Linked DNA regions of Homo sapiens: region 2 is linked to region 1. Evidence: read pairs that join two places in POLR2A ChIA-PET (ENCODE). Cell type or tissue: CD4-positive, alpha-beta T cell. All regions are shown on one strand. Each heading gives the region's core, and the rest is flanking DNA. Links, peaks and the distances in the headings are about the cores only. Region 1 has its middle 57 kb from the start of KLF2-DT. Region 2 overlaps EPS15L1 (epidermal growth factor receptor pathway substrate 15 like 1).

Region 1 (14,819 bases), core at 4,744-8,743:
GGTCTGCCTGCTCCACGACCCCTTGTTGGCACAGAACAGTGCCATCTTGGGCCCAGTGATGACTGCTCTGGTCCTGAATAACATGCATATTTCTCCCAGGACCAGTAAAAGTGAAACGAAGAAGTGAAATAAAAATACTCAAGAACTCACTGGGGCCCGCAGCCGGCTCCTGACCTCAGAGCCTCGGCCTTTCCTGGGGAGAGGCAAGGGGGCAGGACGGCAGCGCGGGCAGAGGAACCCAAGCGTGGCTATGTAAAGTGGCCGGCCCAGCACCTGCGACTGCCTGCCAGGGCAGGTGATGAAGCGTGCCCGGCCGGCCCCCACCCCAGGCAGCTGCAGCTGGCAAAAGGGAACAGCCACACCACATATAACCTGGCCTGAACTCCACCCAAAACCAGAGCTCGAGGCCTGGCCCGTGCCTGGAAAGCCAGTTTTGGCCCAATGACTCTGGGCAGGTCACTGTCCTTCTCTGGATCTCAGTCTCCCCACTGGCCACAGAAAAGTCTCAGCAGTGGCAGAGGCTCCTGCCTGACCATTCTGACCATCCCAGAATGGAAAGGGAAATCACCTCCCTCATTCTGGAGCCTATACCTCTAATAATATAACCCATGGGCCTAGCAGCTTGCTGGGCAGCTATGTCACAGGCAATGGGCCCCTTCAGGTGTCCCTGAAGTCCTCATCCCTGCCCACCTTTCTTTAAGATCTGGTGGGGACTGGGGGTCAAGATGTCTTCTAGTTCATGCCACACAACCACTTGGCTCAGTTTGCTGCCAGGGAGGCACTGGACTGGCATCTCTTTCCTGACGACATGCTCACTGCCAGCCGGGGCAGCCTAGTGTGTGGCTTAGTGAAAGTGGGTGCCTCCTTCAGAGTGGCTCAGTCCCCACCCTGCCCTGCTCTGCCATCCAGCCACCTGGGACTGCTGACAGAGACCTAAGTCAGTCCTTCTCTAGGTTAAATGCCCTAAAGCCTCCAGGGCCTTCTCCCAGGACACCACTTAGAAGTGTGTATACACATACACACACACACACCATGGTGGTCTTCCCCAAACCTGCCACTATCCATCTATCCCCATTTTGAAGTGGCAGGGCCCCCTGCCTGACAGCATTGACCAGCCCAGAATGGAGAGGGAAATCACCTTCCCCATTCTGGAGTCTATACCTCCAGTAATGCAACCCATGGGCTCAGCGGCTTGCTGGACACCTATGTCATAGGCAATGGGCCCGTTCACGTAACCATTCGTCAATTCCAAATATTGAGCCCCACAAGGGAGCTTTGATGAAGGTGGTGGGGATGGGGATGTCTTGTTTCTTTTTCTCTCTCTTTTCTTTTTTGGTAGAGATGGGATCTTGCTATGTACCCAGGCTGGACTTGAACTCCCCCTGGCCTCAAGCAATCCTCCTGCCTCGACCTCCCAAAATGCTAGGATTACAGGCATGAGCCACCAAGCCCAGCCGGAGTGTCCTGTTTCTTGAGCTGGCTGCTGGTTACCTGGGCATAGTCCCTTTATGAGAAGTTACAGAACTGTGTACCTAGGATTTGGGTACTTTAATGTCTGTATGTTTTCCTTGAATAAAATATTTTAAAAGAAGAAAAGGAAAGAAAGCAGTTTGATGTCTCGGACTGAGAATGAAAGCTAAGTAGATAATAACTAGGTGAGGTTTGAGGGCATGGATGGATTCGGGAAGGGCACTGCAGGCAAGAGGCACGGCGCGGCTAAGGCCTGGTGTCCTGAGGCAGCCTTGGTGTTTGAGGGACCTGGCAGAGGCCCGTGTGGCTGGGTGGGGGCAGGGACCAGCCATGCAGACCCTCAAAAGCCACAGCAGGGTGCATGGATGTTACCCCGAGACAGGTGCCAAGCCGAGAAGTTTAAGTGGAGGCTGATGATTAAGTGGAATGGACATGTGGAAGGGCGGTTGAAGCCATGAGCAAGGGCATTTATGATTGAGTGGTAAAGGGTTGCTCAGCCCATCTGCCAGAGGGGAATACTGAGGCCCGGTGAATCCAGGCTGCTTGGCTACAAGTAGGAGGTGGAGGGGCAATGTGAGCCTGGCCCAGCTCGCCCAAGGGCCACTTTCTCCCAGCTGCACCCACTTGGAGAGTGGTCACAACCTCTGTGCCCAAGAATCAGCCAGATCTCCCAAGTTTGAGTCTCACTCTGAGCTCACTGGCCTCAGTGTCCTCACCTGTCAAACGGGGGCCTGGGAGGGTGAGTCTCATCTTCGACCCCTCTGCAGGCAGCCCAGCGACTCTTTACCACGGATTTCACTGCGATTCCAGCCAAGAGTGCCTGGGCAGTGGAGGGGGCATTTCATAACCCGAGCACTGCAGAGGTGGCTTTTCTGAGAAGCCCGGCCCCAAGGAGGAAACTCTCTGATCTTCGAATGCCGTGGGGGTGGGGGTGGCACCCTCAGCTTGCACCAGGAAAAACTCTGGGGGAAGGGGAGAAGGTAGGAGTTCTAAAAAGAAATAACTCAGTAATGCAAATTCAGCCGCATTGGGGGAAATGGAAGAAGTAAAAAGGCACTGATGAGAAGGGACTCGTGCCACACGCAGGGCAGGGGGTTCGGGGACACCATCTGGGCAGATCACCACCCAGGCACCCTTGCCACAGCTCCTGGCCTTACCTCGAGCCTTTATCCGGGCTGCACCTTGACCTGGGGTCTCCTTCCCCTAAACCTCCCCATAGGGAATCTTTCTCTTCTCTGACCCCTAAAGGCGACCTCATACCCTTTCACCAGTCACACCCAGTTACACTGTGTCCCCCAGCTCCTGGCCATCACTAAGCCACCTTCTGTCTCTACAGATTTGCCTGTTCCAGACACTTCAGGCCCCTCAGTATCACCCCCACTGTGGTCTTGTCTTCAACTGTGGTCTCTCCAGAGTCACCTTGGTTTTCTGCCTTTTGCTCGTCCATCCCCACCGCTACCCGTGGGAGGGCAGGACCCAGCTGGCTTTCTCCCTGCTTCTCCATCCATCCTACTTCTGACTCCCCAGCCTGGAGCCTGGCACCGAAAGGCGCTCAGTAAATATTTGCTGGCTGAATACACGGGGTCAGGCCCACCTTATCTTTAGCAGGGAGTGTTATCAGCTTGGCTCGGGACCAAACTCCAGCTCAGCTTGGGCCATCCCTCCTACAAGCCCCAGTTCTTCTCAGCTAAACAACAGGTCTGGGGGGTGACACTTCTCGCCAGGGGTCCCCAAAGATAACCCACAGCACATAGAAAGCCAGGCACACCTGGCATGGCGCAGTGGCTCACGCCTGTAATCCCAGCACTTTGGGAGGACGGGGCAGGAAGATCACTTGAGCTCAGGAGTTTGAGACCAGCCTGACCAACATGGTGAAACCCTATCTCTACTAAAAATACAGAAATTAGCTAGGCGTGGTGAAAGGTGCCTGTAATTCCAGCTACTCAGGAGGCTGAGGCAGGAAGATCGCTTGAACCCGGGAGGCAGAGTTTGCAGTGAGCTGAGATTGCGCCACTGCACCCCAGCCTGAGTGACAGAGCGAGACTGTCTCAAAAAAAAAAAAAAAAAAAAAAAAGGCCAGGCACACCGGAGATACCCAGCCACTGTCATTTCCCCCAGGGGTGTCCCCTTGCTGATCCCTGGATGGGGCTCTGTCTTCCTCCCCCACCAGGCAAAGAGAGGATAAAAGTGACCAGTGAGGCTCTGAAGGTGCTGGGTTCTCTCCCCCACCTCCAGCTCTTTCTAAGAAGCCAATGGTGATAACATTCCCCCAAAACAGGAACCAGCGAGGGGCACCCTGTGTTGCAGAAACCTCCCGCAGAAGCTGCCCACCCAGCCCCCGACCCCACGGCCGGCTTCAGGGCCCGCTGGGCACAGCCTGGAAAGATTTTTATGTAAAAGTGGTCGATGCAAATCCAGAAACCTGGGGACCATGAAAAGATCCACTTCCCCTTTAACCCACTCTGGCCTGAGTTGCTGCCACCTGGGCACGGCTGCTGGACATAGGCCTCCCTGACCCCCGCTCCCGTTTGCCAAGCCGGCTTCCAGCACCCACAGCGCTTAGGACTTGCTCTGCGCACCGGAGGCCCCAAATCCTGGTTGCTGGGCTAGAGGAACAGGGAGCAGGAACGGCTCATGTAGACCCCCAAACCCCCTGCCCTGAAGCAGGAATGATCCCAGCAGCTAGATCTGACTTTTTTTTTTTTTTTTTAAGACGGAGTCTTGCTCTGTCGCCAGACTGGAGTGCAGTGGCATGATCTCGGCTCACTGCAACCTCCGCCTCCCAGGCTCAAGAGACTCTCCTGCCTCAGCCTTCCAAGTAGCTGGCATTATAGGTGCCCCCCCACTTCGCCCGGCTAATTTTTATATTTTTAGTAGGGATGGGATTTCACCACATTGGCCAGGCTGGTCTTGAACTCCTGGCCTCAAGTGATCTGCCTGCCTCAGACTCCCAAAGTGCTGGGATTACAGGTGTGAGCCACCGTGCCTGGCTGCTAGCTCTGACTTTTAAAAAAAAATTGAGATAAAATTCACACAACATAAATTCACCATTTTATTTTGATTTTTTTCAGACAGGATTTTACTCTGTCACCCAGGCTGGAGTGCAGCAGGTTCATCATGGCTCAGTACAGACTTGACCTCCTGTGCTCCAGTGATCCTCCCACCTCAGCCTCCCGAGTAGCTAGCTGGGACTACAGGCATGCACCACCACACCCAGCTAACTTTTACATTTTTTGTAGAGACGGGGTCACACTGTTGCCCAGGCTGGTCTTGAACTCCTGGGCTCAAGCGATCCTCCTGCCTCGGCTTCCCAAAGTGTTGGGAATACAGACGTGAGCCACTGCACCTGGGTTGAATTTTTAAATTTTTATTTTATTTATTTATTTATTTTGAGACGGAATTTCACTCTCCTTACCCAGGCTGGAGTGCAATGGTGTGATCTCGGCTCAGGGCAGCCTCTGCCTCCCAGGTTTAGGTGATTCTCCTGTCTTAGCCTCCTGAGTAGCTGGGATTACAGGCGCCTGCCACCACGCCCAGATAATTTTCTTATTTTTAGTAGAGATGGGGTTTCACCATGTTGGCCAGGCTGGTCTCGAACTCCTCACCTCAGGCAATGCACTATCTTTGGCCTCCCAAAGTGCTGGGATTACAGGCATGAGCCACCACGCCCGGCCAACTTTTTAAAAAATTGAAATAAAATTCACACAACACAAAATTCACCATTTGCTTTAAAGTATATGATTCAGTGGGTTTGGGGCACACTCATGAGGTTGTACAACCATCACCTATACCTAATTTCAGAACATTTTATCCCCTCAAAGGGAAACCCCGTCTCCAACTGAGTTGGCCACCTCAGAAGTGACTGAGAAGCAGTCACTTATCCCCCTCCCCAGAACCCTGACAACCACAAATCTGCTTTCTGTCTTTGGATTCGCCTGTTTTGGACAGCCATGAAGTGGGCAAAATAACATTGAGTGAAATCTTTGTGATGGAGAAAAATAGGTCATGACATGGTAGGTGGGACCCGGAGGGTCATTTTAGCCGAGAAGGTCAAGGAGGTTCTCTCTGAGGAGGTGACATTTAAGCTGAGACCAGCAGGAGATAAAGGAGTGGCTGAAGGGAACAGCATTTGCAGCAGAGGGAACAGACAGTGCCAAGACCCTGAGGCAGGACCATGCCTGGTGTGATCATGGAACTGTGGGGAGGCTGGTGTGTTGGGGAGGCTGGTGTGCAGGAGGAGATGGGGTCACAGGGTGGCCGGGGCCAGACCACAGAGCCTTGAGGGCCTCAGTGAGAGGTTTGTGTTTTGTCTTGTTTTGTTGTTTGTCTGTCTCTGAGATGGAGTCTGGCTCTGTCACCCAGGCTGGAGTGCAGTGGTGCAATCTCAGCTCACTGTAACCTCCACCTCCCGGGTTCAAGCAATTCTCCTGCCTCAGCCTCCTGAATAGCTGGGATTACAGGTGCGAGCCACCATGCCTGGCTAATTTTTGTATTTTTAGTAAAGATAAGGCTTCACCATGTTGGCCAGGCTAGTCTCGAACTCCCAGCCTCAAGTCATCCGCCCACCTCGTCCTCCCAAAGTGCTGGGATTACAGGTGTGAGCCACTGTGCCCGGCCAGGTTTGGGTTTTATTTCAAACCTGGGACAGGGCTCCGTTCTCCACCACTGCTCTAAAAATATTTATTGAAAGAAGAGGGACATACCACAGAGTCAGCCCTACCTTTGGTGCTTCAGGCCTTCAAATGGAGACCCCAGGGTGCAAGGAATTCAGGTCTTTGCAGACCTTCCTGTGGAAGATGGAACAGTGTGAAACTGCATGGAACAGCATGGATGCATTTGGGAACTGCGTGGAGGCTCTGTCTCCTGTAAGGCAGAACTGAGTTGGCCGCCCCAGGGACTGAGTCCCTGGCCACCTCCTGCCAGCCACAAAGACCGTGCTGCCCACGACGTGCTGTTGCTTCATGGTGACTTGACTGTGATACAAAGAGGCCACCAACCTGGACAGGGAAACCTGAGCTTTCTGCAAGCTCCCCAGTAACTCCAGGCCTGACAGGGGCTCACTTCAATACCCCCAGCCCCCGTCTATGAAATAAAGGGTGTTTAGGATCCATCTGGCAACGGACACCCACTCGCCCAGGCCAGACCTAGGGAGGGGCACAGGGACCAACGAGGCCTCAGTTTCCCTATCTGTGAAATGGACAGAAAAAGCCCCGCGGCGCATCATAACAACCCACCAGGTCTATTGTCCAGCCCTGGGGGCCCCCACATCCCTCTGAGCAGCTTTGGGGTCCCCAATTTCCTTCCCCCAAGCACACACGCACTGTCCTCTGCCCCTGACCGCAGCCGGGTCCTGATACTGTTTTGTTCTCACCCTGCTCTCCTGACCTGGTGCCACCAGTTTGGTGTCTTAAAAAACCACAACTTAGGGTGCTGTTATCTGCTATCAGTGGCGGGACGCGGTGGTTTCGGGGCCCCTCCGTGCACTTCTCAGAAGAGCCAGCCATGTCATCGCAGGGTGCTTGGCACAAAGCAGCTTGTTTATCAGGCCCCCTCATCGCGATCCCTGCTGATAAGGGCCTTCAAGGCGCCCGACAACTTGTTTACGGGCCTTGTTTTCAGAGATTCTCCATTTGATGTATCCCGGTCTTGCAGCCCAGGGGTCAGGGCATTGGGGAGGGGGGAAGCAGGGCTGGGTCGAGGGGCTTCTGGGAAGACTTCCTGGAGGAAGGGATGCTGGAAGGGAGCGAGGGAGGGTTAGTTGCAGAAGATGGGGTAGGCATTGCAGGTGGAAGAACCTGCATGGGCAGAGGTTTGGAGATAAGAACCTTGTGACAGGCTGGGGGCAGGGGCTCATGCCTATAATCCCAGCACTTTGGGAGGCTGAGGTGGGAGGATCGCTTGAGTCCAGAAGTTCAAGACCAGCCTGGCCAACATGGCGAAACCCCATCTCTACAAAGAAAAAAAAAAAATTAGCCAGGCAGGGTGCGTGCCTATAGTCTCAGCTACTTGGGAGGCTGAGGTGGGAGAATTGTTTGCACTTGACCTTGAGAGGTGGAGGTTACAGTGAGCCAGGATCACACCACTGCACTCCAGCCTGGGTGACAGAGCCAGACCCTGTCTCAAAAAAGTAAAAAAAAAAAAAAAAAAAAAAGAGCTTCTGGCAAAGTCAGGTTAATTAATGAGCTGGGGCTTATCTGAAGAGCAATAGGGATTTGGCAGGGTTTAAGCTGGGGAGTGGGGAGGTTAAGAGCCAGGGTGAAGTTTGAATCCTGGTTCTACTCCCAGCTTCAGTTTTCTCATCTGTGAAATGGGGATGGTGTGAGGATTCAGTGACACCATTCAGGAGGGGACGCTGGGGAGAAGCCACAAGCAGGTTGGATGGGAGGAGGAGGGCCTGGCAATGCCAGGGAATGCGTAGAGCCAGAAAGCTGATTAGTAGTTGCTTAAGGCTGGGGGCTGGGATGGGAACAGGATGGAGGTTGATAGCTAAAGGGGAAGGGGTTTCCTTTTGAGGTGATTAAAATGTTCTCAAACAGGCCGGGCACGGTGGCTCACACCTGTAATCCCAGCACTTTGGGAGGCCGAGGCAGGTGGATCACTTGAGGCCAGGAGTTCGAGACCAGCCTGGCCAACATGGCTAAACCATGTCTCTACTAAAATTACAAAAATTAGCTGGACATGGTGGCACATGCCTGTAATCCCAGCTACTTGGGAGGCTGAGGCAGGAGGATTGCTTGAACCTGGGAGGCAGAGGCTGCAGTGGGCCAAGATTGCACCAATGCACTCCAGCCTGGGCGACAGAGAGAGACACCATGCCAAAAATAAATAAATAAATAAATAATAAAATAAAATGTTCCCAAATGGAGTGGTGATGGTTGCAGAACTCTGTGAATACCCTAAAACCCATTGAATTGGAATCTTTGTTATTATTATTATTATTATTATTTTGAGACAGGGTCTCACTTTGTCACCCAGGCTGTAGTGCAGTGGTGCAATCTCAGTTCACCGCAGTCTCAACCTTCCAGGCTCAAGCAATCCTCCCACCTCAGCCTCCTGAGTAGCTGGGACTACAGGGGTGCACCACCATGTCTGGCTAATTTTCTTGCTTGCTTGCTTGCTTGCTTTTTTTTTTTTTTTTTTATAGAGATGGGGTCTCACTGTGTTGCCCAGGCTGGTCTTGAACTCCTGGCCTCAAGGGATCCTCCCGCCTCAACCTCCCAAAGTGCTGGGATTACAGGCATGAGCCACCACGCCCGGCTGAGCTGGACACTTTAAATGAGTGAATTGTGTGGTCGATGCATTATATCTCAACAAAACTGTTAAAAAACAAAACAGACAAAAGAAGATCAAGAAGGCCTTTTTCACTTTAGCACCGGGAAACCCAGGAGGCAGCTCTGAACCTCTGGATAGAAGGCATTTTGGGCAGCGGCTGAAGGAGGTAGGTACTGAGCTCCTTGTCACCTAAGCCATGACCAGGTGAGCTCCTGCTGGGAGCCGCAACCACCCAGCTGCTCCTCCGCTTCTCCCAGCAGGAAAGGTGCCAGGGGCTGCCCCTCAGATGTGGCAACAGGAGCTGGGCCCCCCACCCGCCCACACTGGGGTTTCTGCGCCTTTGCTACCTGTCTACCTGCTAAGCCACTTCCTCCGCCCACCCACCAGCCCGTCTGCCTGGCGCCTGGCTTCCCCGGCTCCCTCGTCCGCCTTGCCTGCATCCCCCTACCCACCTGGCTTCCTCGTGAGCTGCCCATGTAGGCAGGACTGGGAGAGGACCCTCCTCCAAAAGCCAGGATCGGAGCCCAGCTTAGCCATTGACTCTCTGGAGCTCCTTCAAGAAGTGAGCCTTAGTTTATCCGCCTGAGCAATGGGACTAAAAATATCAACCTCGCAGGATGGCTGCGAGGCTCAGGGCCTTTGCACTGTCCATCCCCCCCCCCTGCTGGGGGCACCTTCTAGAATCTTCCTGGAGGTTGCCACTGGCCTCTCTCTCCTCCTGGGAAAAACCCTCCCTGACTCCCCCAGCTAAATGCACCAATGGGCCCTCTTTTCCCCTCGCCTCAATTCATTTTTTGCCCTGGAACCTCAGTACCTAGAGCTTTATTTATTTGTTTATTATTTTTATTTTTATTATTATTTTTTGAGACAGTCTTACTCTGTTGCCCAGGCTGAAATGCAGTGGCGTGATCTCGGCTCACTGCAATCTCTGCCTCCCGGGTTCAAGTGATTCTCCTGCCTCAGGAGAATCCCAAGTGGCTGGGATTACAGGCGCCCGCCACCACGCCCAGCTAATTCTTGTATTTTTAGTAGAGACGAGGTTTCACCATGTTGGCTAGCCTGGTCTTGAACTCCTGACCTCAGGTGATCCACATGCCTCGGCCTCCCAAAGTCCTGGGATTACAGGCGTGAGCCACCATGTCCAGCCAATAAGCAGTCCCAGAGCTCTATTGATGACTGTTTGCCAGTCTACTGCTTGCATCTAACCTGAGAGCTACATGAGGACAGAGACTGTGCCTGTCTCAGGGGCACAGGAGTGGCTCAGGGACTGTTTTGTTTTGTTTTGTTTTGTTTTGAGACAGAGTTTCGCTCTTATTGCCCAGGCTGGAGTGCAATGGCGTAACTCGGCTCACTGCCACCTCCCTGTCTAAGGTTCAAGCGATTCTGCTGCCTCAGCCTCCCGAGTAGCTGGGATTATAGGCACCCACCACCACGCCCAGCTAATTTTGTATATTTAGTAGAGACGGGGTTTCTCCATGTTGGTCAGGCTGTTCTCGAACTCCCGACCTCAGGTGATCTGCCCGCCTTGGCCTCCCAAAGTGCTGGGATTACAGGCGTGAGCCACTGCACCCAGCTGGGACAATTTGTTCAATAGTGAGCAAAGTGTGTCTGGGGAATTGTGTGCCAGGTTCAGAGGGAGAGCTGGGAGCAGCAGCACACACCTGTAGTCCCAGCTACTCGGGAGGCCAAGGCAAGAAGATCGCTTGAGGCTGAGAGTTTGAATCCAGCCTGGGCAGCATAGGGAGACCTCATCTCTTTTTTTTTTTTTTTTTTTTTTTTTTTTTGAGACAGAGTCCTGCTCTGTCCCCCAAGCTGGAGTGCACAATCTCAGCTCACTGCAACCTCCACCTCTCAGGTTCAAGCGATTCTCCTGCCTCAGCCTCCCAAGTAGCTGGGATTGCAGGCATACGCTACCATGCCTGGGCAATTTTTGTATTTTTAGTAGAGACGGGGTTTCACCATGTTGGTCAGGCTGGTCTCGAACTCCTGACCTCAAATTATCCACCCACCTCAGCCTCCCAAAGTGCTGGGATTACAGGAGTGAGCCACCGCGCCCAGCCAAGACCACATCTCTTAAAAAACAAAGGCCTAGGCCAGGTGCAGTGGTGCATGCCTGCAATCCCAGCACTTTGGGAGGCCCAGGCAGGAGGATCGCTTGAGTTCTGGAGTTCCAGACCAGCCTGTGCAACATGGCAAAAACCCCTCTCTACAAAAAATACAAAAATTAGCTGGACGTGGTGGTGTGTGCCTATAGTCCCAGCTACTCAGTAGGCTGAGGCAGGAGGATCACTTGAGCCTGAGAGCTTGAATCTGGCCTGGGCAGCAGAGTGAGACCCCATCTCTTAAAAAAAGAAAAAAAAGGCCTGGTGCAGTGGTACAAGATCACATCTGTAATCTCACCACTTTAGAAGGCCAGGAGCTTGAGACCAGCTTGGGCAACATAGAAAGACCTCGTCTCTACAAAACATAAAAAGAAATTAGCCAGGCGTGGTGGCGCGTGCCTGTAGTCCCAGCTACTTGGGAGGCTGAGATGTGAGGATCGTTTGAGCCTAGGAAGTTGAGGCTGCAGTGAGCCGTGATTGGGCTGCTGCACTCCAACCCAGGCAGTGTAGAGATCCTATCTCAAAACAAAACAAAAACAAAAAAGGAAAGATTGCATGTGGTCTTATAGCAAAGCTGACAAGAAAACGTTCAGGAAGAGAAGGAAAATTTCTTGTGAGCTTTCAAAATACACCCTGAAACCTCAAATAAATTCTCTGCTTGGGGAGAGATCTAGACACCTCCCACTTTCCTTTCTTTTTTTTTTTTTTTTTTTTTGAGATGGAGTCTCACCCAGTCTCACTCCAGTCGTGCCCAGTCTCACTCCAGTCTCACCCAGGCTGGAGTACTGGAGACTGGAGTGTAGTGGTGCGATCTCGGCTCACCACAACCTCCACCTCACTGGTTCAAGCGATTCTCCTGCCTCAGCCTCCCCAGTAGCTAGGACTACAGGCGCATACCGCCATGCTGGGCTAATTTTTGTATTTTTAGTAGAGACAGGGTTTCACTATGTTGGTCAGGCTTGTCTCGAACTCCTGACCTTGTGATCTGCCCGCCTTGGCCTCCCAAAGTGCTGGGATTACAGGTGTGAGCCACCGTGCCCGGCTATTTTTTTTTTTTTTTTGAGACAACGTCTCGCTCTGTCACCCGGGCTGGATTGCAGTGGCACGATCTCGGCTCACTGCAACTTCCACCTCCGGGTTCAAGCGATTCTTGTGTCTCAGCCTCCTGAGTAGCTGGGATTATAGGTAGCTGCCACCACGTCTGGCTGATTTTTTTATTTTTAGTAGAGACAGGGTTTCGTCATGCTGGCCAGGCTGGTCTCGAACTCCTGACCTCAGGTGATCTGCCCACCTCAGCCTCTCAAACTGCTGGGATGACAGGCGTGAACCACCATGCTGGCCCTTCATTCCTTTTTAAGGCTGAATAATATTCCCTTGCACGGATGGGCCATGTTTTGCTGGTCCATTCACCCTTTAATAGACATCTGCATTGCTCCCACTTTTTGGCTATTGTGAATAATGCTGCTATGAATATTCATGTCCAGGGATTTATTTGAACACCTGTTTCCACTCTTCTGGGGATATACCTAGGAGTGGAATTGCTGGGCCATATTTATGGCAATTCTGTGTTTAACTTTTTTTTTTTTTTGAGACAAGGTCTCACTCTATTGCCCAGGCTGAAGTGCAGTGGCTCAATCACAGCTCACCATGGCCTCAACCTCCTGGGTTCAGCTGATCCTACTCCCTCAGCCTCCCAAGTAGCTGGGAATACAGGTGCATCACCTCGCCTGGCTAATTTTTTTATGCTTTTCATAGAGACAGGGTTTCACCATGTTGCCCATGCTGGTCTCGAACTCCTAAGCTCAAGCAATCCTCCTGCCTCAACCTCCTGAAGTGCTAGGATTACAGGTGTGAGCCACTGCACCCAGCCTGTGTTTAACTTTTTGAGGACCTACCAGGCTTCAACGACAGCATCATTTGACATTCCCACCAGCAATGGCTCAGTAGTTTTGAACCCTTATGGCTTTCAACTAACTAGGACCCAAGTTCAAATCTTGGCTTAACCACTGTGACCACTGGATCCTTTTCTTTCCCATCATGCATCTTGCTTTTCCTGGTAGCAACACCCAATTCTGCCTCTAGGAACCCACCTGTCTCAGCATGGCCAGCGGGGCTATCAATCCTAGAGGTTCACACTCAATGGGCTGGGGGCAAATTTGGGGAACCAAGAGGTGACTCCCCTACCTAGGAAAATTCACAAGAACAAGGCAGGTCTAATTGAGATTCACATAGGGGGAGGAGAGAGAAGGCGGCCTTGGCAGCTGCTAGGGCCTCCTGAGCCAGCAAGATTTTAAATATGTTTTTGCACAAAAATAGACGGATAGACCTTCAAACAAGAAGAAAAAAGAACCTGTGTTTAGAGCTGCGAGCTGAGTGTTTAGGCAGCTGACAGCATTTAGCCTGGAACGAACTATCCAATGCAAGTGTGTGGTTAGGGTCGTGTTCAAAAATACGGCTTCGAAGCAGCAAACCCGGGGCTGGGCCACTCGCCCTGTAATTCTTTTTCCAAATAAAAGGCAGAACTATTCCTGGCTCGGCTTGGGGACTTCTGCGGCTGCCGGGGCTCCAAGGAGGCCAGCCTGGAATGTCAAGCATGGCTCTCGCCCCGCCAGGCTCAGGCCTATGCTGCTTGGGAGCCTGTCATTGTATGACTTTTTAATTAAAACGTGATTCCCACAGGGCCCTGTCCGAGCCCAGGACTCCTTCACAGGAGGCCCCTGGGCTTGTGGCAAAGCGCTGGGACTTGTGATGTTTGGTAGCATGAGCCAATTTGGAGCTATTTGTGGAGTGGATTTAAAAAAAACAACAACAAACCAAACAAACATCACTTGATGTTTGCCAAATATAGCATTTTGCATTTCTATAAGCAAAGCCCTAATTTTTTTTTTTTTTTTGAGACGGAGTCTCTCTATTGTCACCCAGGCTGGAGTGCAACGGCGCAATCTCAGCTCACTGCAACCTCCGCCTCCCAAGTTCAAGCGATTCTCCTGCCCCAGCCTCCCAAGTAGCTGGGATTACAGGCGCCCACCACCACTCCTGGCTAATTTTTTGTATTTTTAGTAGAGACAGGGTTTCACCATGTTGGTCGGGCTGGTCTCGAACTCCTGACCTCAGGTGATCCACCCGCCTCGGCCTTCCAAAGTGCTGAGATTACAGGCACTGTGGGCCACCATGCCCAGCCTGATTTTTTTTTTTTTTTAAGAGACAGAGGGAGAGCTCTGTTGCTTAGGCTGGAGTACAGTGGCACGATCATGGCTCACCACAGCCTCCAACTCCTGGGCTTGAGTGATCCTCCTACCTCAGCCTCCTAAGTAGCTGGGACTACAGGCATGCACCACCACATTTGGCTAATTTTATTTTTTATTTTTTGTCGAGATGGGGGTCTTGCTGTGTTTGCCCAGGCTGGTCTCCAACTCCTGACCTCAAGGCATCCTCCTGCCTCAGCCTCCCAAAGTGCTAGGATTACAGGCGTGAGCCACCGCACCCAGCCTAAAGCCTTGATTTTTAAAAAGTAATGTACTTGGCCAGGCGCGGTGGCTCACGCCTGTAATCCCAGCAGTTTGTGAGGCAGAGGTGGGTGGATCACGAGGTCAAGAAGTCAAGACCATCCTTGCCAACAGGGTGAAACCCCACCTCTACTAAAAATACAAAAATCAGCCGGGCGTGGTGGCGCTCGCCTGTAGTCCCAGCTACTCAGGAGGCTGAGGCAGGAGAATCGCTTGAACCTGGGAGGCAGAGGTTGCAGTGAGCCAAGATTTTGCCACTGCACTCCAGCCTGGAGACAGAGTGAGACTCTGTCCCAAAAACAAACAAAAAAAGTAATGTACTTAATCAGATATAGAAAGGAAAGAAGCACTGATCCATTCTACAAGGAGGATGAGCTCGAAAACATAACGCCAAATGAGAGAAGCCAGACACCAAGGCCGCGTAGTGTGAGATTCCATTGATATGAAATGCCCAGAACAGGCAAATCCA
Region 2 (14,819 bases), core at 5,436-9,435, 84 kb after region 1:
CTCTAAAAAAATAAAAAAAGAATAAAAATTTCTATAAATTAAAAATAAATTTAGGCCAGGAATGGTGGCTCACACCTGTAACCCCAACACTTTGGGAGGATCCCTTGAGCTCAGGAGTTTGTGACCAGCCTGCACAAAGTAGTGAGACTCTATCTCTAGAAAACATACAAAAATTAGCCAGGCGTGGTGCTGCATGCCTATAGCCCCGGCTATTCAGAAGGCTGAAATGGGAGGATCACTTGAGCCCGGGGTGCGAAGGCTGCAGTGAGCCGAGATCGCACCACTGCACTCCAGCCTGGGCAACAGAGTGAGACCCTGTCTCAATAAATAAACACATACATAAAATAAAATAAATGAATAATTTTTTTTTTCCTGAGACAGAGTTTTGCTTTTTCAGCCAGCTGGAGTGCAGTGGTGCGATCTCGGCTCACTGCAAGCTCCGCCTCCTGGGTTCACACCATTCTCCTCAGCCTCCCAAGTAGCTGGGACTACAGGTGCCCGCCACCACACCCGGCTAATTTTTTGTATTTTTAGTAGAGATGGGGTTTCACCGTGTTAGCCAGGATGGTCTTGATCTCCTGACCTCATGATCCACCTGCCTCGGCCTCCCAAAGTGCTGGGATTACAGGTGTGAGCCACCACACCCGGCTGAATAAATTTTTAAATGGTTAAAATGGTAAGTTTCATGTTTTTTATCATAATTAATATTTTTTTTTTTTGAGACAGAGTCTTGCTCTGTCACCCAGGCTGGAGTGCAGTGGCACAATCTTTGCTCACTGCAACCTGCACCTCCCAGGTTCAAGCGATTTTCGTTCCTCAGCTCCCAAGCAGTTGGGATTACAGGTGTGTGCCACCACACCCCACTAATTCTTGTATTTTTAGTAGAGACGGGGTTTCTCCAGATTGGCCAGGCTGGTCTCAAACTTCTGGCCTCAAGTGATTCTCCTGCCTAGGCCACCCAAAGTGCTAGGATTACAGGTGTGAGCCACTGAGCTTGGCCATAATTAAAAATTTTTAATTAAAAAAAAAAAAATCCAGCCGGGCGCGGTGGCTCACGCCTGTAATACCAGCACTTTGGGAGGCCAAGGCGGGTGGATCATGAGGTCAGGAGATCGAGACCATCCTGGCTAACATGGTGAAACCCCGTCTCTACTAAAAATACAAAAAATTAGCCAGGCATGGTGGCGGGCACCTGTAGTCCCAGCTACTCAGGAGGCTGAGGCAGGAGAATGGCGTGAACCTGGGAGGCGGAGGGAGCTTGCAGTAAGCCGAGATCACGCCACTGCACTCCAGCCTGGGCAACAGAGTGAGACTCCATCTCAAACAAAACAAAACAAAACAAAAAAACCACTACTACTGTTTCTACTACTTTACTTGAACATCTAGAATATGCCCTGAGGGATAGCTGTTATACCTCCATTTTTTTTTTTCTAGACGGAGTCTCAGTCTGTCTTGACCAGGCTGGAGTGCAGTGGTGTGATCTCAGCTCACTGTAGCCTCCGCCTCCCAGGTTCAGCAATTCTCCCACCTCAGCCTCCTGAGTAATTGGGATTACAGTCACCCGCCACCACATCCAGCTAATTTTTGTATTTTTAGTAGAGACAGGGTTTCACCATGTTGGCCAGCCTGGTCTTGAACTCCTGACCTCAGGTGATCCACCTGCCTCGGCCTCCCACGGTACTGGGATTACAGGCATGAGCCACTGTGCCCGGCCAATGACCTCTATTTTATAGATGAAGAAAAATGGGGACTCCAAGTAGTGATTTGAGCAACCCAAGGTCACACTCTCCAGGGGTGAAGCTGTCTTCACACCAACTCTGACTTAAGGCTGTGCCTTTTCCAAGATGTTTGTTGCCCCTCCATGGCTTCAACATCTTCTCTGGTCTACCTCAGGGGAAGAGAAGCCACAGGTATCTTGCTCCAGGATCTAGAACCGGAAAATAAACCAGGGTTCTGGTCCACCATATTGTTCTCTTAGAACTAGGATCCTCATTTCCTTTAAAAAGTGTGTTTACAGTTGAACAATTGCTACATCTTGTCTTGAGTCTTTTTTTGGCTCTCGTAGTGGAAATTCTGCCCTTTGTCCTTAGTACAAAGAAATAATGTTCATCACAGACCAGGATCTCAAAGTCCTTGTTTCTGGCCTCAGAAAGCGTTCTCTCTCCCAAGTGAAGGTTAATATAGGAATAACAATGGAAAGTCACAGAATTGCTCGTTTATTAAACTAGTGTTTCTTGCAATGGTGTTTTAAAAGTTTATAAGAGATATATTATTGATATATAACATATTGATATAATTACACATTGTTGATATATTTTTGAGACATTATATTAGGGGAGTTTTTTGTTGTTTTTAGAGTTGGGGTCTTGCTCTGTCGCCCAGGCTGGAGAGCAGTGGTGCCATCGTAGCTCACCTCAGCCTCGAACTCCTGGCCTCAAGTGATCCTTCTGCCTCAGCCTCCCAAAGTGCTGGGATTACAGGCATGAACCATTGTGCCCGGCCTGTACATTAGTGTTATTTGAACTAGGATTTCCCCCTTAACTATGAAATTAAGGTTATCAAGAGTGAGCAAAATATTTTAAATAAAGATGAGGCTCATAAGATAATGTTTATTCAATTTTTCTTTTTTTATTATCTGAGATCCTAAAATATGTGTCTTTTTGGAGACTTGAATAATCATCTTAAGGGCTTTTAGAGCTAGAAAGGTCTTCACTGGGCCGGGCGCAGCGGCTCACACCTGTAATCCCAGCACTTTGGGAGGCCAAGGCAGGCAGATCACTTGAGACCAGCCTGAGACCAGCCTGAGAGCAGTTTGAGACCAGCCTGGCCAACATGGTGAAACCCCGTCTCTACCAAAAATACAAAAATTAGCCGGGCATGGTGGTGGGTGCTTGTAATCCCAGCTACTCAGGAGGCTGAGGCAGGAGAATCACTTGAACCCGGGAGGCAGAGGTTGCAGTGAGCCAAGACTGTGCCACTGGGTGACAGAGTGACACTCTGTCTCAAAAAAAAAAAAAGGAAAAAAGAAAGGTCTTCACTGGTTGTCTGGTCCAACCTCCTTGGCCAAATAAGAAAACTGAGGTGCACTGAGGTTAGGTCCAAGGTCATGAATAGAGAGCACCCCTGCACGTCAGTCAGAAAGGAAATCAGGCTGGGCACAGAGGCCACGCCTGTAATCCCAGCACTTTGGGAGGCTGAGTCAGGAGGATTGCTTGAGGTCAGGAGTTCCAGACCAGCATGGGCAACATAGAGAGACCTCATCTCTATGAATAATTTTTTTTTTTTTGAGGCAGTCTCACCCTGTTGCCCAGGCTGGAGTGCAGTGGTGCGATATCGGCTCACTGCAACCTTTGCCTCCTGATTCAAGCGATTCTCCTGCCTCAGCCTCCCAAGTAGCTGGGACTACAGGCACCCGCCACCATGCCCAGCTCATTTTTTTGTATTTTCAGTAGAGACCGGGTTTCACCGTGTTGGTCAGGCTGGTCTTGAACTCCTGACCTCACATGATTCACCCGCCTCGGCTTCCCAAAATGCTGGGATTACAGGTGTAAGCCACCATGCCTGGCCAATTTTTAAAAAGTAGCTGGGCATGGTGGCACATGCCTGTGGTTCCAGTTACTCAGGAGGCTGAGGTAGGAGGATGGCCTGAGCCCAGGAGGTCGAGGCTGCAGTGAGCTATGATCACACCACTGCACTCCAGCCTGGGCAACAGAGCAAGATCCTATCCCCAAAACAAAACAAAACCAGGAAGCAAATCAAGGAGTGATATTTAAAGACCCACTCGGCTGGGCGCAGTGGCTCTTGCCTGCAATCCCAGCACTTTGTGAGGCTGAGGTGGGCAGATCACCTGAGGTCAGGTGTTCGAGACCAGCCTGGCCAACATGGTGAAACCCCATCTTCACTAAAAATAAACAAAATTAGCCCGGCGTGGTGGTGGGTGCCTATAATTTCAGCTACTCGGGGAGCTGAGGCAGAATTGCTTGAACCTGGGAGGTGGAGGTTGCAGGGAGCTGAGATCACACCATTGCACCCCAGCCTAGGCACCAAGAGCATAACTGTCTCAAAATAATAATAATAATAATAATAATAATGATAATAATAATAATATAATAAAAATAAAGACCACTCAACGTAAACACGACTCTACCCAGGCAAGCCCACATCACGTCATCTCTTTGGAATAAGCTTGCGATAACCATCATATTTCCATTTCCTTTTATATTTTTCCAAAAACAGCTCATGATACAATTTGTACAGGTCCTAGTAACTTTGGGGAAAATTTTGGAAAAAAAAAAGTAGCATGTTTCAAAGGAACTTGATCTGATAAGAGGCAGAAATATTGACTCCATTATTTCAAGAGGCAGTTTCTTTGTTTCCCAGACGCTTCCTGACAGTTTTAAAAATAGCCTTCCACAACTGTTCCAGGATGAGAATGTCCTTTTACATAAAATGGGCTTTGAAGATGTGATTTCATTTACTCAGAGGAGGCTGTAGATCATTCGTCATCCTTTTCCAAAACATGGCTTGGACCGGGCAATGTGGGCCCTTGAATTCCAGTTGAACACCAGTCCAAACTGGGTTGTTGGATGCGGAGAAGATAAAGGGTACCCACAAAGAGGACACGGCTCGTTACAATCTGGGAGACAAAACGCAATGGGGTTGCAGTCAAAAGTTGCCTCTTGCGACCAGGTGTGGTGGCTCACGCCTGTAATCCCAGCACTTCGGGAGGCTGAGGCAGGTGGATCACCTGAGGTCAGGAGTTCGAGACCAGCCTGGGCAATATGGCAAAACTCCATCTCTACCAAAAAATACAGAAATTACCCGGGCATGGTGGTATGTGCCTGTAGTTCCAGCTCAAGAGGCTAAGGCAGGAGAATCGCTTGTACCCAGGATGTGAAGGCTGCAGTGAGCTGAGATCATGCCACTGCACTCCAGGCTGGCTGACAGAGCGAGACTCTGCCTCTAAAAGAAAAAAAAAAAAAGTTGCCTCTTTCGGATGGGTGTGTCGGCTCACCCCTGTCATCCCAGCACTTTGGGAGGCTGAGGCTGGAGGATTGCTTTAGGCCAGGAGTTTGAGACCAGCCTGGGCAACATAGCGAGACCCCATCTCTACAAAAAAAAAATTTAATTACCTGGGCATGGTGGTGCACACCTGTAGTCCCAGCTACTTGGGAGGCTGAGGTGGGAGGATCACTTGAGCCCAGGAGGTTGAGGATGCAGTGAACTATGATCGCAACCACCGCACTTCAGCCTGGGTGACAGAGTAAGGCCCTTTCTCTAAAAATAAAGAAACAAAAATAAAATGAAAGTTGCCTCTTGTCTGCTGTATTGGAGGTTTCTGTATCTGCTGATTCAACCAACCCTAGATCGAAACTACTTGAAAAGGGGCCGGGGGCGGTGGCTCACGCTTGTAATCCCAGCACTTTGGGAGGCCAAGGCGGGTGGATCACCTGAGGTTGGGAGTTCGAGACCAGCCTGGCCAACACAGTGAAACCCCGTCTCTACTAAAAGTATAAAAATTAGCCAGGCATGGTGGCGGGTGCCTGTAATCCCAGCTACTTGGGAGGCCAAGGCAGGAGAATCACTTGAACCCAGGAGGCAGAGGTTACAGTGAGCGGAGATTGCGCCACTGCACTCCAGCCTGGGTGACAAGAGAGAGACTCTGTCTCAAAAAAAAAAAAAAGAGGCAGGGCGCGGTGGCTCACGCCTCTAATCCCAGCACTTTGGGAGGCCAAGGCAGGCAGATCACGAGGTCAGGAGATCGAGACCATCTTGGCCAACATGGTGAAACCCCATCTCTACTAAAATACAAAAAATTAGCCGGGCATGGTGGCAGGTGCCTGTAATCCCAGCTATTTGGGAGGCTGAGGCAGGGGAATCGCTTGAACCCAGGAGGTGGAGGTTGCAGTGAGCTGAGATCGCGCCACTGCACTCCAGCCTGGAGACAGAGCAAGGCTCCATCTCAAAAAAAAAAAAAAAAAAAAAGAGAGAGAGAGAGAGAAAGAAACCATTTGAAAAAAAACAATCAAAAGTTGCCTCTTATGTGAAAGATCTGATGGCTAGGAGGGGTCATTGTTCATTTTCTCAGACGTGACCTTGGCATCGAGTATACGTTAGCATGTCAGTCGCCACACGTCTCAGTGACGTGCGCTTCAGGGCACGTGGGCGAAATGGCATCCTGACTCCAACTTGCTCTAAAGTGCTTCTCCAGAGCAAAGGAAGACAGCCATGCGGCAAAGGTGGAAAATCTGGATGACAGTTGACGCTGGGTGGGGGTGTTTACTGTCCTTTTCTCTTCAACTATTATGTTTGGAAATTTTCATCATACATTTGTTCCAATTGGATACTCTATTCTTCAGGAAAGGGCGTGAGTGTCCTTTGCCGTGGAAGAGACTGCCAATGGGAGAGGGGATGGATTTGTGGATTTGATGTTGATTATTTACACAGCAGGGGAGTGTGTGTGTGTGTGTGTGTGTGTGTAGCAGGGAAGGAAGGAAACAGGATTTGAGACTGGCTTCTAACTTTTTAAAGGGTCTGAGGACCTCTTTAAAAATCAGATGGAGGCTGGGCACAGTGGCTCACACCTGTCATCAGCAGCACTTTGGGAGGCCGAAGCGGGAGGGTCACTTGGGGCCAGGAGTTGGAGATCAGCCTGGCCAACATAGTGAGACCCTGTTTCTATAAAAATAAAAATAAAATAAAAATTAAAAAAAATTAGCCAGGGCCGGGCACGGTGGCTCATGCCTGTAATCCCAGCACTTTGGGAGGCTGAGGTGGGCAGATCAAGAGGTCAGTAGATCGAGACCATCCTGGCTAACACGGTGAAACCCCGTCTCTACTAAAAATACAAAAAAATTTGCTGGGCGTGGTGGCGGGCGCCTGTAGTCCCAGCTACTCAGGAGGCTGAGGCAGGAGAATGGCGTGAACCCGGGAGGCGGAGCTTGCAGTGAGCCGAGATCGTGCCACTGCCCTCCAGACTGGGTGACAGAGCGAGACTCCGTCTCAAAAAAAAAAAAAAAAAAAAAAAAAAAAAAAATTAGCCGGATGTGGTCAGCTACTCAGGAGGCTGAGGCAGGAGGATCACTTGAGCCCAGGAGTTCAAGGCTGCAGTGGGCTATGATTGCGCCATGCACTCCAGCCTGGGTGAGAGAGCGAGACCCCCATCTCTTAAAAAAGGGGAAAAAAAAAGATAAAAAGTTATGAACACTGCAAACCCACATACAATAAAAAACAAACCAGGGCTGGGTGCGGTGGCTCATGCCTGTAATCCCAGCACTTTGGGAGTCTGAAGCAGGCGAATCACGAGGTCAAGAGATCGAGACCATCCTAGCCAACATGGTGAAACCTCATCTCTAATAAAAATACAAAAATTAGCCAGGCATGGCGGCGTGTGCCTGTAGTCCCAGCTACTTGGGAGGCTGAGGCAGGAGAATCACTTGAACCCAGGAGGTAGAGGTTGCAGTGAGCTGAGATCACGCCACTGCACTCCAGCCTGGTGACAAAGCAAGACTCCGATTCAAAAAAAAAAAAAAAAAAAAAAGAACAAAAACAAAAAACCAGCAAATGTGCATTCAGGGGTTCACTGCTTTCCCTAAAAACGTCCCCTCCCCTGGGTAAGAGCTCCTAATTCAATACATGGTTTTCCATTTCTAAGATATCAAGAGCCATCACCTGCCTCTTCTGGGTACGGTGAATATGCAAATAAGCAGAAGACAACAAGAAACTAGAAACCCTGAAGTTTTCTAAGAAACCCTCAATTCTTTTCTCAAATCAGCAAAACGAGCCTCCGCCCCTGGCTGGCTTCGGAGCTCTGGGCAAATGACTGCAGGGAATGAGTCTCAGTTTTCCCTCAGGAAAATGGGCTAACATCCACCCTCTTCATTTACAAGGTTGCTTTGAGTTTCCAACAAGATAATGGAAGCTGAATCGCTGTGAAAATTGTGAAGTCCCAAACCAAATGGTGCCAAAGCTGTGACTACCCTGGAGAGAGGTGACTCAGCGCCTTCTCCAAAGGGATCTATCACGGCAGAAGCACATGGCTTGGGACCTTCAGATTCACTCTGGGGTTTTCCTGCAGGAGGAAGGAAGTATTGGGAATTGCCTCCGGCCATGACCACTTTCAGGAAGCTGCTCGTTTTTGCAGAGAAGATTAGGGGCATCTCAGAGGTTACAAAGCCCACGAGGCCCCACCAGGCCCCAATCCACAAAGCAGGCCCATTCCATGGGCACCAAGAAGACGTCCCCTCCCAACACCCTCATCTCCAGGACTGCAGGGACCCCTCGAGGGTCTGTAACCTGGAAAAGGGGGATTACCAAAGGTTTGGAATCTTTACATTCGCCCAAATCCACCATAAACTTCAGTTTATGGTTTATAGATGACCCTTGAACAACACAGGTTTGAACTGGGTGGGTTCAGTCATATGTGGATTTTCTTTGTTTTGAGCCCGAGTCTCACTCTTGTTGCCCAGGCTGGAGTGCAGTGGTGCGATCTCAGCCCACTGCAACCTCCGCCTCCCGGGTTCAAGTGACTCTCCTGCCTCAGCCTCCCTAATAGCTAGGATTACAGGCATCTGCCACGACACCCAGCTAATTTTTGTATTTTTAGTAGAGACGGGGTTTTACCATGTTGGCCAGGCTGGTCTCGAACTCCTGACCTCAGGTGATCCACTCGCCTCAGCCTCCTGAAGTGCTGGAATTACAGGCATGAGCCACTGTGCCCTGCCTGTATGTGGATTTTCTTCCACCTCTGCCACCCCAAGACCAACCCTTCCTCCTCCTCCTCCTCGGGTTACTCAATGGGAAGATGATGAGGAAGAAGACCTTTATGATGATCCACTTCCACTTAATGGATGGCCAATATTTTTTCTCTTCCTTTTCCTGAGGATTTTCTTTTTTTGTTTTTGGAGATGGAGTCTCGCTCTGTTGCCCAGGCTAGACTGCAGTGGCACGATCTTGGCTCACTGCAACCTCTGCCTCCCAGGTTCAAGCGATCCTCCTTGTCTCAGCCTCCTGAGTAGCTGGGATTACAGGTGCCTGTCACCACGCCTGGCTAATTTTTTGTATTTTTAGTAGAGATGGGGTTTCACCACATTGGCCAGGCTGGTCTCGAATTCCTGGCCTCAAGTTATCCTCCCACCTCGGCCTCCCAAAGTGCTGGGATTACAGGCATGAGCCACTGCTCCTGGCCTTTTTTTTTTTTTTTTTTTTTTTTTTGAGACAGAGTCTTGCTCTGTCACCAGGTTGGAGTGCAGTGGCACGATCTCGGCTCATTGCAACTTCTGCCTCCCGGGTTCAAGCCACTCTCCTGCCTCAGCCTCCCGAGTAGCTGGGATTACAGGTGCCCACTACCATGCCCAGCTAATTTTTGTATTTTTAGTAGAGACGGGGTTTCACTGTGTTGGCCAGGATGGTCTCAATCTCCTGACCTCTTGATCCACCTGCCTTGGCCTCCCAAAGTGCTGGGATTACAGGCGTTAGCCACCACGCCCGGCCCTGTATTTTCAATCTCATGAATTACTGCCCTGAGACGAGTCTATGTAACAAAATATCTGAGGCTGAAAAACTGCTTTTTAAAAATAAATCTACCTGAGGCCAGGAGTTTGAGACTAGCCTGGCCAACATGGCAAAACCCCATCTCTACTAAAAATACAAAAAATTAGCCAGGCATGTTGCCTAATGCCTGTAATTCCAGCTACTTGGGAGGCTGAGACAGGAGAATTGCTTGAACTTGGGAGGTGGAGGCTGCAGCGAGCTGAGATCACACCATTGTACTCCAGCTTGGGTGACAAGAGTGAAACTCTGTCCCAAAATAAAATAAAATAATAAATAAAAATAAATCTATGTCCAGTGGATCCAGGTCAACACCAGCCTTCTAAGTCATGTTGATGACATGGATCTTTGATGTGATTTGATGTCAATACACTTCATCTCTGTGGTCTTCCTCCCCCAAGTCCAGCTCCACATCTAGTCACGGGAAAAACATCAGACAAATCCCAGTGGAGGGACATTCTACAAAGCACCTGACCAGTTCTCCTTGTAACTGTCATCAAAAACACACAACGTTTGAGAAACTCACACAGCCCAGAGAATTCTTTTTTTTTTCCTTGAGACAAGAGTCTCACTCTGTCGCCCAGGCTGGAGTGCAGCGGTGTGATCTCGGCTCACTGCAACCTCTGCCCCCCGGGTTCCAGCGATTCTCCTGCCTCAGCCTCCTGAGTAGCTGGGATTACAAGCGCCTGCCACTGCGCCCGGCTAATTTTTCTATTTTTAGTAGAGACGGGGTTCCACCCAGCCCAGAGAATTCTAACGAGATGTAAGGTCTGAATGTCATGGGGGATCCTGGGACAGAAAAAGGACATTAGGGGGAAAAACGAATTTTTTTTTTTTGACAGGGTCTTACTCTGTGGCCCAGACTGGAGTGCAGAGGTGCGATCTTGGCCCACCACAACCTCCACCTCCCAGGTTCAAGCGATTCTCCTGCGTCAGTCTCCCGAGTAGCTGGGATTACAGGCATGCTCCACTACCACCCGGCTATTTTTTGTGTATTTTTAGTAGAGACGGGGTTTCACCATGTTGGCCAGGCTGGTCTTGAACTCCTGACCTCAAATGATCCACCTGCCTCGGCCTCCCAAATGGCTGGGATTACAGGTGTGAGCCACCGTGCCCTACCTGCATTTTTTTTTTTAGACGGTGTCTTTCTTGTCGCCTGGGCCAGAGTGCAATGGCATGATATTGGCTCACTGCAACTCCACCTCCTGAGTTTCAAGTGATTCTCCTGCCTCAGCCTCTCGAGTAGCTGGGATTACAAGTGCGCACCACCACGCGCGGCTAATTTTTGTGTTGTTTTTTTTTAGTAGAGACAGGGTTTCACTATGTTGGCCAGGCTGGTCCCCAACTCCTGACCTCAAGTGATCCCCCCCACCTCGGCCTCCCAAAGTGCTGGAATTACAGGCATGAGCCACCGCACTCAGCCAAAAAAACAGAGCAATTCTGAATAAAGTAAGGACTCTAGTTAATAATAATGAATCCGTATTGGTTCATTAATTGGGATGTAAGTAATGTGTAATGTAAGATGTTAAAAATAAGGTAAACTCTCTAAGGGGCTTATGGGAACCCTTCGTATTTTCTTTGCGATCTTTCTGCAAATTTAAAACTGGCCAGGCACAGTGGCACATGTCTGTAATCCCAGCCCTTTGGGAGGCTGAAGTGGGAGGATCACTTGAGCCCGGGGAAGTGGAGGTTGCAGTGAGCTGAGATCACACCACTGCACTCCACCCTGGGTGACAGAGCTCAGACCCTGTTTCAAAAAAAAATTTTTTTTAAGGATAAATTGTCTAAGGGGCTTATGGGAACTCTTTGTATCTTTGTGATTTTTCTGCAGGTTTAAAACTGTCCTAAAAAATAAAGTTGGTTAAAACATAAAAATGGGCAGGGCTTGGTGGCTCACGCCTGTAATCCCAGCACTTTGGGATGCTGAGACAGGAGAATTGTGTGAGTCAAGGAGTTTGAGACCAGCCTGGGCAACATGGCAAGATCTCATCTCTTAAAAAAAAATTTTTTTTAAAAGTAAAAACTTAAGATTTAAAGAGCAATGTTCCACCTGGTTGATCTGCTTCCTGATACCCATGCAGGGAAAACAATGTTTACAGAGATTAAAGAAGCTTCTCTTGTTTTGTATTAAAATATTTTATATTAATCATTCAAACTTCATTTTATACAACGAGTGCATACACCACTGGGGGAGTGTCTGACTGATGCGTGGGAGGGCGGGTGGGGATGTCTGCAGCTATGAGTAGGGAGGAGGCGGGGAAGCCCTGGGTGCTTCCTCTCCTCGACTGACCGCTGTGTGTTCGTCCCCAGAGGAAGAGCGGGAGGCAGTCAGCCCCGGGGGGGATGGCACAGTGGAGAGACGGACCTGCAGAAGTGGTGGCCAAGGCCTCTGTAAGGGCTTCCCCAGGAGATGTGACCTTTCCAGGTCTTGCAGCCGAGTCTGCTCACCCTGAACAAGCCCCCGAGTCCCGGTCCTTGGAGTACGGTGGCGACGGTGTGTGTGTGTATATATAGACATCTGCACTGCCCCCTCTCTGGAACCCGCCCGTGCCCTGTCCCGCCTACACACGGCCCTCGCCTAGGCGGCAGGCATGTCAGCCTTGCTGAGCGCGATGGCCAGTTCCAGGTCCTCCTGCTCCTGCCGCCGCAGCCGCGCCAGCCTCTCCTGTTCCGCCTTCTCGCTCTCCCGCTTGGCCCACGCCAGCTGCTGCTCCTCATTGCCAAACTGCAAAGGAAAAACGGAGAGTGGGTGATGTGGCCCTGGGGCTGGGACCTGCAAGCTGGAGGGAGGCAGGGAATGCGTGGGAGGGGTCAGGGTCCTGCCCACCGCCCAGCGGAGGGTCCGATGTGCAGGGGATAAGCATGTCTTGGCTGGGCCCAGTGGGCGTGCGAGCCTGTCTCAGGCCCCCCATCTGGAAAGCAGAGTGGACGGGATGCATGTGATTGAGTGTGACCTTAACCATGACCTCTGGGCCTCAAAGAAACCAGCCACCCCGCCCCACGCAGAGAAGTGAGGATGGGCCCTTGACGCTGGTGGCCAAGAGGTGCAAAGATGGGGAACTTCCAGCGTGCATGGCTCTAAAGCCCCACGGCGCAGACAATTCTGCACTCTGGGAATGTGGTATTTCTACCTCCAGCCATGCTCCAGAGAGCTCTGAGACCCTCTGAGGGTCATTTTCTTTTTCTTTTTCTTTTTTTTTTTTTGAGATGGAGTCTCGCTCTGTCGCCAGGCTGGAGTGCAATGGCGCGATCTCGGCTCATTGCAACATTCACCTCCCAGGTTCAAGGGATTCTCTTGCCTCAGCCCCCTGAGTAGCTGGGATTACAGGCATGCGCTACCATGCCCAGCTAATTTTTGTATGTTTCGTAGAGACGGGGTTTCACCATGTTGGTCAGGCTGGTCTTGAACTCCTGACCTTGTGATCCACCCGCCTCAGCCTCCCAAAGTGCTGGGATTACAGGCGTGAGCCACCGCACCCGGCTCTGAGGGTCAATTTCTCCCAGAACACTGACAAAAGGTGTGGCACTTACACTGCCATTTAGTCAAGTTTTTATCCGTGGGGTGTTTTTCTAAAATGTTCAGTTAAAATAAAAACTTAAAAAAGGGAGAAAACCATCTTGATGCTGAGATAGGTGATTTCAAACAACTCAAAGTACTTTAGTCATGAAAAGAAAAGCCACATCCCACAAGCTCCTCCCCCAGGGTGGGTCCCAATGTCCCAGACTTCCCTGAGAGGTCACTGGCATCATCGGCCCCCTCAGGAAAGCTGCTGCTGCTTAGGGATTCAAAGGATTCCCTTATTAATGTCTCTCTGCGATGCACTGCCTCTGACCAGCTCTCTGCTCAACACTGGAGTAACACCAAAGATAACATGCGCAGTGGCTCTTCCCCAGGCACCCTTGGGAGCAGAAATATACAAACAATCCCAGAACGATCCAGGACCCAAGGACCCAGGCTCTCGAGGAGGGCCCTGCAGACTAACCCAGGAAGGTGGGGGAAAGAAGCACACAGGAACACTCACGGCCTCTCCACCACACGCAGCACTAGGTCTGCGTGACAACCTGGGGGTGGGCCCGCTGTCATCTCATCCCTCTGACAGCTGGGGACACTGAGGCCAGGGAAGGGGTGGCTCACACTCTAGACTTTTTCCCCCCCAGGCCTGTGGGGAGCAGGATACTAGGTGAAACTGACAGGGAGGATGCGTCCCTGCGAGGTTCTGGGTGTGAGGCTCAGTGCCCGACCTTGGGGTAGCCAGGATGAAGCGTGGGGTGGGATAAGCCAGACTGAGGAGGGGCTCGTGGGCCCCAGGAAGGAGCTGGGATTTCCCCGTGGAGGCTCCTTGGGCGAGCGAGTTGGGTGATCAGATTGGCAGCGTCTGGATATTTCACGGCTTGATGGTGGCATGAGCGGGAAGCAGGAGAGAGGAGGGCCAGATGGCAGGGCTGGGGGGACTGGGCAAGGTGCAGGAGCAGATAAATGCAAGGAACCTGGTTGGGAGGCAGATGTGGCAGTGAGGGGGATGCGGGGCCCTGGAGGCCTCCCTCTAGCTGGCCTCAGGACCCAGATGGGGGACAGGCGGAGTGTCAGTATCAAGAAAAGATGTCCCTGGGAGGAAGGGCTGAGTCTTGACTTCTTAAAGAGGCACTGCCCAGCTAAACACTTGGGGGTCTGATGAGTCTCCAGGTCGGACTCCCTCCCCGCCATTGTGTCACTGCCAGGGGCACAGATAAGCATCCCCCCCGCCCCAGTTTGGGGAATTTTCCAACACCTCATGGGGAGAAAAACAAGGAAAAACCAACAAGTGCAGGTGGAAATTATTCCATGGTGCTGCTGACAACAGTGGGAGGGAGACAGTGCAGCTGACGGGGACCTCACCCTCCACCAGCCTTGAGGACAGGGTGGGTGGGAGCTGACAGTAATGTTCGCCTGGATCCAAATCAAAGCCTGGAACGACCAAGTAACCGGCCTGCTGGGTCTGAACCACAGCCCTCTGGCCGCCTTTGGCCCCACTGAGCCCCCGTGTCACAGTGTCACTGAAGCGCCTTCCCTTGACGGGTCTGTGTTTCCAAATGAAAGGTGTCAGCAGGAAAGTTCCTGGTGCCTTCAGAGTCGACCGGTTCAAGGCCAGCTCACGAATCCACTGTGGAGACTTGCATTGGTGAGGTCTGTATGCACTTAGGAGGCACGCTGGGCTGTGAGGCCTGGGAGAGCTCTCCTGAAAGGGGACTCCGCAGCTCCCTCTGTGTCTGCTGTCTTAGCCCTGGACGGG

What was found. Peaks named below come from ENCODE experiments on the same cell type or tissue, not always from the same donor. Only the 100,000 strongest peaks of a DNase experiment are listed, where the experiment ranks them.
Region 2: POLR2A ChIA-PET joins it to region 1 with 5 read pairs; 13 of 35 experiments call an interaction of 5 or more read pairs at or near these places.

The regions. Positions count from the first base shown.
Region 1 is chr19:16,259,783-16,274,601 of GRCh38, forward strand. No RefSeq gene overlaps it. Among named protein-coding and RNA genes, the nearest start is that of KLF2-DT, 57 kb to the right of the region's middle. RefSeq lists enhancers at 1-123, 554-633 and a silencer at 14,692-14,819. In CD4-positive, alpha-beta T cell, for the core only: no CTCF peak of the experiment used is centred there; a DNase peak (open chromatin) is centred at 6,979; H3K4me3 peaks cover 306 bases; H3K27ac peaks cover 594 bases.
Region 2 is chr19:16,343,578-16,358,396 of GRCh38, forward strand. EPS15L1 (epidermal growth factor receptor pathway substrate 15 like 1) reads right to left here. Exons shown (of 24, transcript NM_001258374.3): 24 at 11,670-12,274. The coding sequence ends at 12,128. Among named protein-coding and RNA genes, the nearest start is that of KLF2, 26 kb to the left of the region's middle. In CD4-positive, alpha-beta T cell, for the core only: no CTCF peak of the experiment used is centred there; a DNase peak (open chromatin) is centred at 7,634; H3K27ac peaks cover 321 bases.